Linked DNA regions of Homo sapiens: regions 2, 3 and 4 are each linked to region 1. A link is a contact called in ENCODE Hi-C or POLR2A ChIA-PET data. All regions are on one chromosome and are shown on one strand. Each heading gives the region's core, a stretch centred on a gene start or an enhancer-like site at or near the end of the contact. The rest is flanking DNA. Distances are from core to core; before and after follow the strand shown.

Region 1 (3,013 bases), core at 274-2,773:
ACTCAGAGAACAATTGTAGATATGGAAAGATTCTTGCTGATTTTTCTAGATTTGGGTTCCTTAACACAAACACACATGTTGTGTATCAAACAGCTCTATTTCTACCATATCTTTATTGAAAGCTACTTTCTGCAAATATGTAATAACGTATTCACCAACCACATCTTTCTACATTTTGATTCCCTTTGTATAAATGGAGAAATTCTAAGGTTCTTGGGAAAGGTATTCAGTCATGAAGCAGTCTCCAAAGTTGTATTTTGGCCTTACCTAACCAAATTTTCATTCATTTCATTCTTATTGACATTACATATACTATAACATTTGATGTTCACAGAAAATTAACTTCTATTTTAAGAAGTTTACTCACAGAACCACAGTTTGTGCATTTAACAATCACTATGAAATACATATGAAACATTAACCATCATTTTAGAGAACAATTTAAAAACTCCGAAGTAACTACTTTCCTTAACTTTGTCATCCCAACATTCTGGGTATAGGCATTGTTGGAAAAATATAATTAAAAACCAAAATCTCCCAACCCAGAAATCCTCTCCACAAACGTTAGTAGACAAAACACTTTTATTACTGAATAAGCATTAAACGAGACTGTGATACACATCACAGGCAATTTGCTAAGAGATTGCAAAGACAGAAATCTTGCCCTTTTGTATAGCCAAGTATATACGACCCATTACATACACGTTTTCAAGTTGAACAATAACTAGTCCTCAAGTAAGAGGACCTGACATTTGTGACATTAACTTTACTTAATAATTGGGGTGACCATCTGTGTTAGTTAATTGGTTTTATCCAGAGGAAAAACAAACTTCTCCTGTCTTTATGACGGAAGGTAGTTTTGCAACACGGAGCAAGTTGCTCACCGAAGTTACGCTCCTACTCTCTCACAGAAACTGGGAGATAGGGAAGGATGCTACTCCGTTGATATGTGCAGCATTTCAAAAAAAAAAAAAAAAAAAAGGTCCAGAGACATTCCTGACTGAGCATACAGTTGACAAGACCTATCTAGTCCTCAAGTGGATTTATACACATTTCAAAGAGTTGAGAAAGTACTTAACAATTAAGAAAGTACTTAAGTTTTCTAAGACAAATGCTCGGAGAGAAAGGGACGGGAAATCTCATCCTCCATTTTCAATAGGGAGAATTAAGCCTCTTATTTAAAATTTTTATGTTGGTTTTTGTTTATTTAGCTTTAAAACAGTAGACTTAAAAAAAGTCCAACTTAAGATTTATGTTTTTTTATGTGTAGGGCTGTTCTCTACGGTTAAATAAATAACCCTGCTTAGAGAAAATATTCACCACTCTTCTTTGGCTCCTATGTAACTCAGTTTTTGAGAGGGAGGGGAAATACCGGATTGACGCTATGTGGTTCAACCAATGCAAAAGATAACACCGCCTTAAAAAGTCTACTACAGGAACATGGGAGGGTCACACCCTCGAATAATGACGCATACCTATCCTACTGTTACTGATCACCTAGTAATAATCTTGTAGTTCACATTACTCATTTTTCACCAAATTCTTTTGGTGAAGGACGCTTCAGAAACGGCCATCACTGAAGAGCAGACCCGTTTGGGTTCTCCACGCATTCTAGACTCCCGAAGAGGTAAGAATTTATTATAGGGGGCCACTCCCAGGACCTGCTGTATGCTTTTAAACATCCATTACAATTCCAGCATTGAGTTTCTAACATTTTTAGGCAGGCTCAGGCACTGGGAGTACAGGATTGAAAGACAGTTCCCGTCCTTAAGGGACTCAGAGTAAACTGGAGTTGCTGAAAACCATTCTAAAGCAATCCACGTTAATAACAGATACAAGTAAAACGTGGGAACGTACAGGAAAAAGTGACCAATTCTGAGGCTGAAAAGTGCCTATTTTAGGGGTGGGGGCCTCGCGGCCCTAAAGCAGCTTCCCTTCCCGGAGATTTCAGCTCCAGGGATCGCCCAGCGCCCTCCGGGCACACTTAACATTTTAATCACGCCTCCGCCCCCACTCTCCGAATTCCTTTCCGGCTGCCGACCCGCCGAGTAGTCCCTTCCAGGCGGCCTCAGCTTATCATCGCCGGTCCGGCCACTTCCCGGCCGCGGCCAGGCGAGCCTCCCAAAGTTTCCTGTGAGGCCTTCGTCCGTCTCCGGCCCCATCTCACCACGGCAGCCCAGGACACCCGCTAGGGAGGAGCAGGTTACCGAGGCGGGGAGAGCGGCACAAACGCGCAGACCTCGGGACTCCACCCGGGCTGGTGAGCGAGCCCAGAAAGCGGCGACCGCAGCTCCGCGTCTCCACTCCCAGGGCCCGCAGCTTGGGCTAAGCGTGCGCCCACCCAGCCTAGGGCCCAAGTCCTGCCCCTTCGGGGACCGGGCCAATCGGCCGCTCCCCGCCTCCTGGGAGGTAGTGGAGGAGGGGGCTGAGGGCCGGGCGGCTGCGCCCGCCTTCCGCTCTTGCCCATTGGCTGAGGCCTCGAGGGTGCCCGGAGACCGGAGTGCAGCGGGATTGGTTGCAGAGGTTCGTGACAGTGGCGCCTATTGGCTGTGGCAGCCCCCGTGACGCGGGGTGGTGACTGGCTCCGGAGTCTGAGGGGTTCGGGCTTGTCAGGTTCTAGGTAGGTGCGTTTCGCGCCGCCGGCGGTAGGCGCTGTTGCCCGGGGCAACGCGGGGGGAGGGGGGAAGAGGAGGGAAGGCAAGCCTAGAGCGGGGGCAACAATGCCTGCCCGCAGAGGGGCGCCCGGGATTCGGCCAGGGCGTTGGGGGCTGTGCCGAGGCTCTTCCTCCGCCCTCAGCCAGCGCCCCCCCCAACCCCCGTCCCTGGCTGCAGGGTCATCCGCTCATCCTCCCGCCCGCAGCAGAGCATTCCTGGTTGGGGCTTGGGCCGGGCTACACACCCAGCCCCACGAGGGCCGCCCCTCCCACCATCCCGGGACCCGAAGGCTGAGGGGGCGGGTGCCGGCGCGAAAGGGCTGTGGCGGGCGTAGTGGCTCCGCCCCGTCGCGGGGTCT
Region 2 (3,013 bases), core at 152-2,651, 2.8 Mb after region 1:
TTTTCTAACTCAGACAAGTACAGCAGCTTCTCATTTTTTGAGACTGGCTCTGGCAGGAGCTCACTATTTAAAGAAATGCAACATGGAAGTATATTTCTACAATATGAATAGTGAGCCAACTTACTGTTCAAACCCCTAATGCTCTAATACTTGATTAAAAAAAAAACCTAATGCTCTGTACTTGATTTTAAAAAATAACAATAACATTTATTGATCACTTACTACATGGTCAGTCCTTCTGGCTGCTTTACATTGCATTTATTTTATTTAATCCTCACAACAGTAATAGTCCTCCTTGAGAAAATGTGTTTCATTATGGTAAAGGAATTTTAGTTATTCAGAAGCTCTAGGATTGGTGTAAATGGGCATACTTTAGATATCTTGAGGTCTTCCATAAGTGAGAATAGTAGCTTAATGTCTATACATTTTCCCTGTTTTACAGAAAGGGAAAATAGCAACAGGAAGGTTGAGTCACTTGTCCAAGATCACACAGTTCATAAGTGATGGAGCCAGAATTCCAACCCAGGGCGTCTGACTTCAGAGCCTAAAGCTCTCTCTTGTAAAACTGTGGAAGCTGATCACAGGCTGGAAAAGACTTCATATAAAAAACCTGGGCCCACCAAATATTTGTCAAGTTTTGTCCTGGCTGCTGAACCTAAAAATCTAAGGTAATCTTTCTCAAGTGTAAATTCGGGAAAACAATGACACTGATTTGGTGAGAAATTATTTGAGTTAATACATTTAGCAGGGACCTTGGAAGGCAGTAAGCCCTGGGAAAACTTTGTCTCTTGTCTTTGGCATCACCTCCGCGAAGCCTGGTGGGACGCGGCTGCCCCTGCGCTGTCTGTGCACCTCCTAAGAACCAGGAAGCGCGGTGACCTCCAAAGAACAGGACTGTCCCAAATCAAGCGGGATTACCACCGCCCCTCTCCCATTTAACAGCTGAGGACACTGAGGTCTAATGGATTCCAAGTACTTAAATAGGTGAGCGGCGCGCAGGGGCGAGTTGCAAGCCCTGGGATCCTTCCAGCTCGCCGCTTCCCCTCCCAGGGGCTCAGGTTTCTCTTTCATCTGTGAGGTCCTCTCCCGCCCGGACGCCGGGGCCCGCCATCCCCAACGTCCACCGCGAGCTCCCCAGATCCATGGTCTGGAGCAGGTCCAGAAGACGCACCTGGCAGGACGCCCCGGGCGCCACAGTCGCCCTCCACACGGGCCACCCCAATCCTGCCGCGGCTCCGTGGCTCTCCTTACCTTTACCTGAGGTGAAGCAAGGACGTGGAAGCAGCTACGGCGCGCTACCAAGCACCTCACACCGCTCTCAACAGTACTGCTCAGCCTCCCGGCCCGCCGATGCGCAGGCGACAGCAGCCAACTTGTAAGTCACCGCTGGTCGCAGCCAACTGGAAGGCACCCAGCGCCTCAGGGCAAGGCGGGCCGAGCCCCCAGCCCCGCCCCCTGGCCCGATCCCGGGGGCTCCGGGGAGGGGGGGCTGAGAGGAGGTGGCCGGAACAACGTGCGCTTGTTCGGATTGGCTGGCGCGGGAGCGTGTGGAGGGCTGATTGGTGGCCGATAAATGGAATGATTCCGCGTGGGTGTGGGCTGGCCCGAGCCGCGCCAGGGTTCCCTGGATGTCTGGGGTTGCCTGCAGGTTTGGATTGGTTGGGTTGGGTTGTCCTGTGATCACTTAATTGTGAAAGAATTTTGTCAAGCAGTAAACCGACTGGGAGAAATTGAAACAGAAGGCGAAGTGAAGGATCACAGTGAGGGATAAGGTCCAAATTCATCCCGCTTGTGGATATCCTAGTATCTCGCAACTACGCTACTCCTCCCAGGACTAAAAGTCAAATAAGAAAAAGCGCCCATGCAGAGGAGGACGAGCTCTCTGCCTCCTGCTTAGCCTGACTCAGAACTGAGAGAGCTGGGAAGGAAAATGCATATAAACGAAAGTCCCTGCCACTATGTGAATTGACCTTTAGCCAAATACGTTTGTGTGTGTGTGGGTGTGGGTGTGTGTGGGTGCGTGTGTGTGTTTCCATCCTCAGATAAAGAGTTTAGAGGGCAACCTTAGAAGCAGAGAAAAGGAGGAGGTGTGACAAGTGGATTTAGCAACTGCACAGTTTTGGAGTTTCCATCTACTCGAACATGAGAAAGATTTCTTCCAGTGGCTGTGAAGTCACCCATCTGATGGGATGCTTGGCAAACAGTGAATTTCTTCCTTTACCAGAGTAGCCATGATGCACTGATTAGCGAGGCTTGGTTTGTCTGCAAATTGCGTTTACTAAGATACGTAGTTTGAGAACCAAAAGCAGGGAAGAATGCAGTGCTACACCATTAGTGATTTCTGATAGACTTGCAATGAAAATAAATAATATTTCGTAAATTTTTAAGTCGGCCTCACCAAAAGAATTACCAAATACTACTTGCTAGTTATTATTGGCCGATTTATTTTTTACCTCCATCGTTTATATGTAAAATAATTTGTTTTATATTTATATTTATAATTTCGTGTGACATAATAGAAGAGTTCTTCGTGTGTTGTAAAGCTCCTTTCACTTAGGAATTATTGGCCAATTATTGAGGTGCTTTGGATGGATGGATGAATACGTAGATAAATAATTTGAAATGGTTGGGGAAAAGTGCTTTGTAATTAAGTTGTACCTACTTAATTCAATTACATTGAATCCTCTTAACAGCCCCCTAAGGTAGGTGTGTTTTACAGGCGAGGAGCCCCAGACATAAATCTTAAGGCAGGTTGCTTAATTACTGAGTGGAGAAACTGGAATTTGGCTGAGGTCTGCTGGACTCTGAAACTGGGCTCTTAGTCTCCATAAAATTCAGATGGTGCTTGGTAGCTCTTTGTCAAGGCACCTGTGAAGACCACTGGGACCATAAATGAAAGGCCTAATTCCTACTGTGAGGGTTTACACAGGTTTAATGGTGGAGAGGAATAAATCCACGTATCTATTTCAAAAAAGTAAAAAAGTTGTATCTGTCATTATTAGGATTCAGTTCT
Region 3 (3,013 bases), core at 214-2,713, 2.5 Mb after region 1:
AACTGCATCGCCTAAGGATGCATCTCTTCAACTTCTCACCGTGGTTGAGGGATGCATGACTATATATATTTTCAATTTCCAATCAGCTAGGAATCACATTCCTGTAACTACTTGATTGGATATTTTTGGTTGTTTGTTCACCAGTATAGCAGGCAGGCTTTTAAGAATAATAAATCCATAAATTAGATTAAAATATTGGACCATATTAATGGTTGGTGCTATCAGGAATGGAGACTTACTAGGAAGAGTTTAGCGCATGTTGGAGGAAACTCAGGAAAAAAAAAAGGCCAAAAGTAACACCTGTGAAGTAAGGTGAAAGCGCCTGGAGCTATTTAGCCAGAAATGAGTTGTGGTATAATAACTGTCATAGATATGTATCAGAACATGACTAATTGTTGTTCGTCTTTGCTGAAATCTGAAAAGAAAAAAGTTCAAGGGTAGTTTAAGTGATGTATGTTTAATACTGAGAAGAAGAGCCATGACAGCTGATGGACAGGACATAAGAATGCTTATCATGGGATACATCTCTTGGGAAGAGAAAAAGGGCTTTTACATGTAGCAGTCTTCCCTGTCATGAATGAGGACAGGTCCTGCCTTAAGGCAGAGGGTTTACTAGTTGGCTTCCACAAGGCCCTTCTAGAACTGTAATTCTGAGCCACTTCAGATGCTGAGATTGAACTCGACACAGCCAAGTATCTCCTCTTTTAGGAGCTCCAGCAGTGCCGAGGAGGCAGTGCCACCAGCAGCGACGACAGCATTTATTCCAACTGAAGACTTCACTCAAAGGTGAGTCAGGTCAGTGTGGACCTGGGCGCTTCCTTTTCCTCCAGCTCTCACTGGGTCCAGGCACAGGAGCCCTGAGGGATCGGCGACCACAGTACTCCCTCCCCGGCCACCAATATAAGCTTTGACAGAGGATGGCTGGTTAGCTGGTGTTAGGTGGGAGGGACTCGCCACGGAGACGCGCTCAAGGAGGGATGAGTTGCGCCACCACCACCTAGGTCCCTCTCTCGCTATCCGGCGGGGCCGCCCGGACCCAGGTGCTGCCAGGGTACGCCTGGCGCCCGCCATCCCAGAGCAGCGTCCCGCTGCGCACGGTCTCCCTCCAGCTCCGGTCCCCGCGGGAGGGCGCGTGGGATGATGCGCGGGTCCTTGTGCCTTCCCCAAGCTCCAGCATCCGGAGCCGCCCTAGCCGGCACCGCGGCAGCCACAGCCTGGGAGAGAGAAAGGAAAGAGGGAGGGCGGCGGGAAAGGCTCGGCGCGGGAGGAGGGCGGGTGAGGAGGGAAGGAGCGAGGGGGAGGGAGCCTCTCTCCTCAGCGGTGCAGCTAGTCTCCCTCCAGCGGGCGGCGACTCCGGGTTCCCCCTCGCGCCCTCTCGCAGAGGCTCGCCCCCTTCCCCGCCCACCGTCCCTGCGAGCGCGGGCGGCGGCGGTGGGCGTGTGCGCGCGTGAAGGACGCCGCCTCTCTCTCGCTCCTGCGTTCGCAGGCGGCGGCTGGCGGCCGGCTTCTCGCTCGGGCAGCGGCGGCGGCGGCGGCGGCGGCTTCCGGAGTCCCGCTGCGAAGATGCTCAAAGTCACGGTGCCCTCCTGCTCCGCCTCGTCCTGCTCTTCGGTCACCGCCAGTGCGGCCCCGGGGACCGCGAGCCTCGTCCCGGATTACTGGATCGACGGCTCCAACAGGGATGCGCTGAGCGATTTCTTCGAGGTGGAGTCGGAGCTGGGACGGTAAGGCGCGGGCTCCGGCTGGGGAAGCCCGCGGCGTGCACTGGGGGTTGTCCCTCTCGCAGCGACGGCTCGGAGGGTGCGGGAGCCTGCCTTCGTGCCCTTCGATTTCTCCCTACCTAGTTAGTGTCTTGAGAGAGAGCTAACCTTCATTCAGGTGCGGCTCGAGTCCTTCCCACCCCACCAGAGCGCCTAGGCCGGTGCAGCTGTAGGATCAGCCCGACTCCCTCCCACCTTCCCTCCTTCTCGCAGGCTGCCACTTCCCTTGGGTGACAGCTCCCACCGCACGTGGGCCCTGCTTTCCCAATTGATATCTTTGCTCACGATTATAGCTTGCCAGAGGGTCCTGTTTGTCTAGTTATTGTTTAGGGTGGGGGCCGGAGGGTGCCCCTCCAAATCAAGACAGAATTATTAAGTTAGATTCCTCCTCCTTCCCCTCGTCAAGCTCTCCAAAGCAAGTGACACGAGAAATTAAACTTAAATACTAGCTTCCCTGCAGAGTCTGCTCAGGAGTGAAGGGAGAAATGAATCATTTAAGAGAGTTGAAGGCAGAATAATGAACTAGTGTGGCTTTAAAGAGAAAGCAGCATATGGGATCCAGGCAGTGGTAATTAGTGAGAATGCTGCTGCTTCCCTTCTTTCATGGGCTGGAGTGATTTATTTAAATTATATATGCAACAGACCATCTCCCTAGGATTGCAGATATGTCCCCTATCCCTCCTCTGAAGATCCAAACAGGTAGCAGTTTGGCCTTCTGCATGATTCCATATGCTTTCGTATTTGTATCCATTGAAAATTATAGTTTTCTTTCCCTTACTTCCTTTTTTTTTGTCTTTTCTCTCTGTTATCCATAGGTAAGGAGATTTATTTTCAACACTTATTTTAGATCCAGGCTCTTTAGTATAGGGAATCTGAAGATGTAATTTCAACGGTTGACAAGTTGCAGCTTCTGTACTTACTACTCCTTTGCAATTTCATTTTTCATTCTCTTTTTGCTGGAAATAGTATTGCTAACAGCCTTTTTATTTTTTCAAGTCATTGGAGGATCCAGAGCAGGATTCTGGATGTTGGTATTTAGTGGGAAGATGTAATGATCACTGCCCACTCTCCCCCCACTTTGCTAGTACTATTGAAGGCTCATTGAATATAGATGTGTAAAATAGGCAAACTTCTGAATGAAAATTCAGTGATTTGTCACTGTTAAAAATGTTTTGAAGTATTTGAGCACTGAATAATGTATACATAAACATCCATTTTTGATCAAGTTTTTCAGTATTCATCTGAAGATCTAT
Region 4 (3,013 bases), core at 180-2,679, 2.3 Mb after region 1:
TTTTTAATTTAAAGAACATTTACAAATAATTAGCAACTTGTTCACTTTTAAGTCATACCAAAAACATGGCTGAAAATGTGCACTGCTATTGAGAAATCCGGGGTACAAATGAAAATACAAGTAAGTACAACATGTCAAGGACTAAATAACAAGCTCTCATTCTGTTAGCATCTGCCCCTTAATGATCTTAACATCCAAAGTGTTTGAGGCTTTGTGCCAAGAACTATAAAATAAATCAAGATTTTTTTTGTTCAAGAATGTATGAGTCAGGTATTCAAATTAGCTAACAAGTGACTTTTGTTTCATAATAATTACATTTTAGAACTGGAAGGAACCCGAGAGAGTACACTGATCTGTGTAGAGACAGACCCTCTTTATCTCTTTCAAGTACATTTACATTAGTAAATATACCCTTTTTATCCCTCTCAAGTACTAGTATAGTTACGTTAGTCACTCGACCCAAACCTTAATAGGCTGCCAAAACGTTTTCATAAACGAAATGAAATGGAAATAAAACAGTAAGAGAAGAGGTTATTCCATATGTTGAACTTTGGTCCTGGGCTCTAAGCTCACCACTGTTTTAGTTAATGTTCACATGCTCAGAGATTGTTCCCCAAACCTACATCTTGGTAAGGCAGCTGGCTCCTGAGGAGTGAGGCGTCTTGACACCCACTTCACTGGAATCAGTCTCCTTCAGCATCCTAAGGCACTCAGCTCTAATGAACTGCCCGGACTCCCGTTTGCATTATGATAAGCTCCTCTTTAGAACCTCTACTGTCTGCTTTTGACAGCCGACCTCAAGGAATACTGACTTAATCCAGGAATCCCAATAACATTTAATATTTATCTTCCTTTTCTGGGAGGAATCTACACTTATCCAAGTTGCCCAAGTGAGCAGTTCCCTCCCCACAAGTAATTAGTTCTACTCCCCAGAGGGTCTGTGAGTGAATCCCTCTGTCAGTTTTGAAATGTCCCATTATAGTTTTCATCTGTAAATATGTCAATATGTATCCAAAAGATGAGGATCTTTAAAAACGTAATCATAATGCTACTATCATATGTAAAAATGAAACATAATTCCTTAATATCATCAGATATCCAGTGTTTAAATTTTTCCAGTCTCATGTTTTTGTACATTTTTAAATAATCACATGTTTAAATCGTTTCCATCTCCAAGGCGTCGACCTCCCCTCCATTCTCCTGGGCGTCGCGCTTCCCTCTTTGTTTCCCGCCCTTGCGGTTCTGTCGGAACCTAACGAGCTTCCTTCCACCGCAAAAGAGCTGGAGAACAATGCTAGGCAACGTGCTGGAGACCTTGGCCCTCGGAACCCAAGTCACGCCTCCCATGTGAGCTCTGGAGGGAGAACTTTATGTGTTGCACTGAGGGCAGTCTCCGGAAACGCGATTCGCAGCGGGCGCCGGAAGCGGTGTTGTGTCTGCAGCTCTGGCAGAGGACTGTTCCACTAGACACGCTGAAGGGACTGGGTACGTGTTTTCCTTCAGGACCAGAGCTGAGAGGAGCTGGGATCGCGGCGGCAATGGAACGGGCCTCAGAAAGGCGCACGGCCAGCGCGCTTTTTGCGGGGTTCCGGGCCTTGGGACTTTTCAGCAACGACATTCCACACGTGGTGCGGTTCAGCGCGCTCAAGCGCCGGTTCTATGTAACAACCTGCGTGGGCAAGAGTTTCCACACCTATGACGTGAGTGACTTCTTTTGTTAGCTTCCCAGGAAAACCACCCTCCTTGGCCTCTAACTCTGTCCTGGAGCAGTCCGGTTCTCCCTTCCCATTTACCACGGGCTTCCCTTCTTTAACCCCTCCCTGTCCTATTAATATTTCGCCATCCGGTCACGTCCACGTGCTGATTTGGCACTTGCAGTCCTCCTGGGGCGTGTTTCAGAGGCAGCCTGGCCAAGGGGAAACTGCTAGAGAACATCTCAGTTGTATGGCAGTAATATTTGTTCAGTGAATATTTATTGACCTTCCCTTGAAGGTGGAAACATAATTAAGACAAACCTCTACCTCTTGCATTCTTAATGAGAGAGAAAAACATGCACGCTATTACGTTATTGGTGACACGAGCTGAGTTAGAAATTCACTCTAGGTAGAATACATTGGGAGAACCGGAGATGGTGAGATTAATTACCGTTAGGGAAAATATCTAATAGCAATCAGTTATTTTCAACTAACGCAAAGTGTCTGGCACTGTCACTCTAAGCCTTGCAGCCGTTTCTTTGCAACATAGGTGTCATTATACCGTAGCACCTTTATATAATCTATTAAAGTAAATTTCAGATAAATCACTTGTTAGTGATGATTTTTTCTCCTATAACAGTTCATCGATCATTGTAATAGTGTCTCTTGTTTACTTGTTTCTTTTGTCTTCTCCGAAAGAATGTAACCTCTGTGAGAACAGAAACCTTGATGAGGAGGATGATAATAGTCAGTGTTAATTAAGTACTTTCTTTTCTGGAAAACAGGTAGAGTTGTCTCTCTTGGAGGATTGTGAATATCAAATGGCTTATTAGCAAAAAGAGCTGGGAGGTAGGAACTAGTTGAGTTAGTGGAAAAGGAAAGTGAGGGCAGAGCTGAGGTGAAGAGCAATTGGGTTTCTCAGAGTCTGAGCTGGTAATGGAGACAGGGTGGGTTAGAACCATATTAATCATGTGAAAGTATTTAGTGTTACCATTCTCTGCACTTGTTCCTTGCTTGCTAACTTTTGCTTTTGCTGGTTAATGTTTTCTTCCTTGAAATGTAATTTTTCTGAGTTTATTACTGAAATAACTCTTGAAATCTTGTCTTTGGTACAGTGTCTTTCCTGACACTGCATTACACACAGACACAGGTGTTTTTCCCTATATTCTACTTCCAAAGAAACCCTGTGGTGAGGAGAGTAACATATTTGTACATTTTATAAAGTTAACAATTTACTTACTGTGTGTTGACATTTAGTCATAATAAAGATGGCTTTTAAGTTCTCCTCTAGTTCTAACACTGATGATACATTCGTAACA

Evidence for each region. A loop is a pair of places that touch in the nucleus more often than their neighbours do. ChIA-PET counts read pairs that join two places held with the same protein, here RNA polymerase II (POLR2A). Pooled maps may share reads with other maps.
Region 2: a map of ascending aorta shows a loop between it and region 1 (9-fold over the local background). The contact joins the promoter of STARD4 here to the promoter of FER in region 1. A Hi-C loop is called at or near these places in 3 of 168 maps with a recorded cell type or tissue (CD8-positive, alpha-beta T cell, ascending aorta and naive thymus-derived CD4-positive, alpha-beta T cell), 2 of 37 single-sample maps with no recorded cell type and 12 of 50 pooled maps.
Region 3: a map with no recorded cell type shows a loop between it and region 1 (6-fold over the local background). The contact joins the promoter of CAMK4 here to the promoter of FER in region 1. A Hi-C loop is called at or near these places in 2 of 37 single-sample maps with no recorded cell type and 10 of 50 pooled maps. POLR2A ChIA-PET finds 5 or more read pairs at or near these places in 1 of 52 experiments (naive thymus-derived CD4-positive, alpha-beta T cell).
Region 4: a map of CD8-positive, alpha-beta T cell shows a loop between it and region 1 (26-fold over the local background). The contact joins the promoter of WDR36 here to the promoter of FER in region 1. A Hi-C loop is called at or near these places in 2 of 168 maps with a recorded cell type or tissue (CD8-positive, alpha-beta T cell and naive thymus-derived CD4-positive, alpha-beta T cell) and 11 of 50 pooled maps.

The regions. Positions count from the first base shown.
Region 1 is chr5:108,746,374-108,749,386 of GRCh38, forward strand. It overlaps FER (FER tyrosine kinase), which reads left to right and starts at 1,524. Exons shown (of 20, transcript NM_005246.4): 1 at 1,524-1,627. RefSeq lists silencers at 2,291-2,390, 2,471-2,530, 2,661-3,013.
Region 2 is chr5:111,511,134-111,514,146 of GRCh38, forward strand. STARD4 (StAR related lipid transfer domain containing 4) reads right to left here and starts at 1,402. Exons shown (of 6, transcript NM_139164.3): 1 at 1,252-1,402. It overlaps STARD4-AS1 (STARD4 antisense RNA 1), which reads left to right and starts at 1,093. Exons shown (of 7, transcript NR_040093.1): 1 at 1,093-1,375. RefSeq lists enhancers at 1,037-1,246, 1,727-1,866 and a silencer at 1,277-1,646.
Region 3 is chr5:111,222,921-111,225,933 of GRCh38, forward strand. It overlaps CAMK4 (calcium/calmodulin dependent protein kinase IV), which reads left to right and starts at 1,464. Exons shown (of 11, transcript NM_001744.6): 1 at 1,464-1,724. The coding sequence starts at 1,564. RefSeq lists enhancers at 593-692, 1,653-1,702 and a silencer at 1,053-1,542.
Region 4 is chr5:111,090,919-111,093,931 of GRCh38, forward strand. WDR36 (WD repeat domain 36) reads left to right here and starts at 1,430. Exons shown (of 23, transcript NM_139281.3): 1 at 1,430-1,700. The coding sequence starts at 1,539. RefSeq lists an enhancer at 1,280-1,719.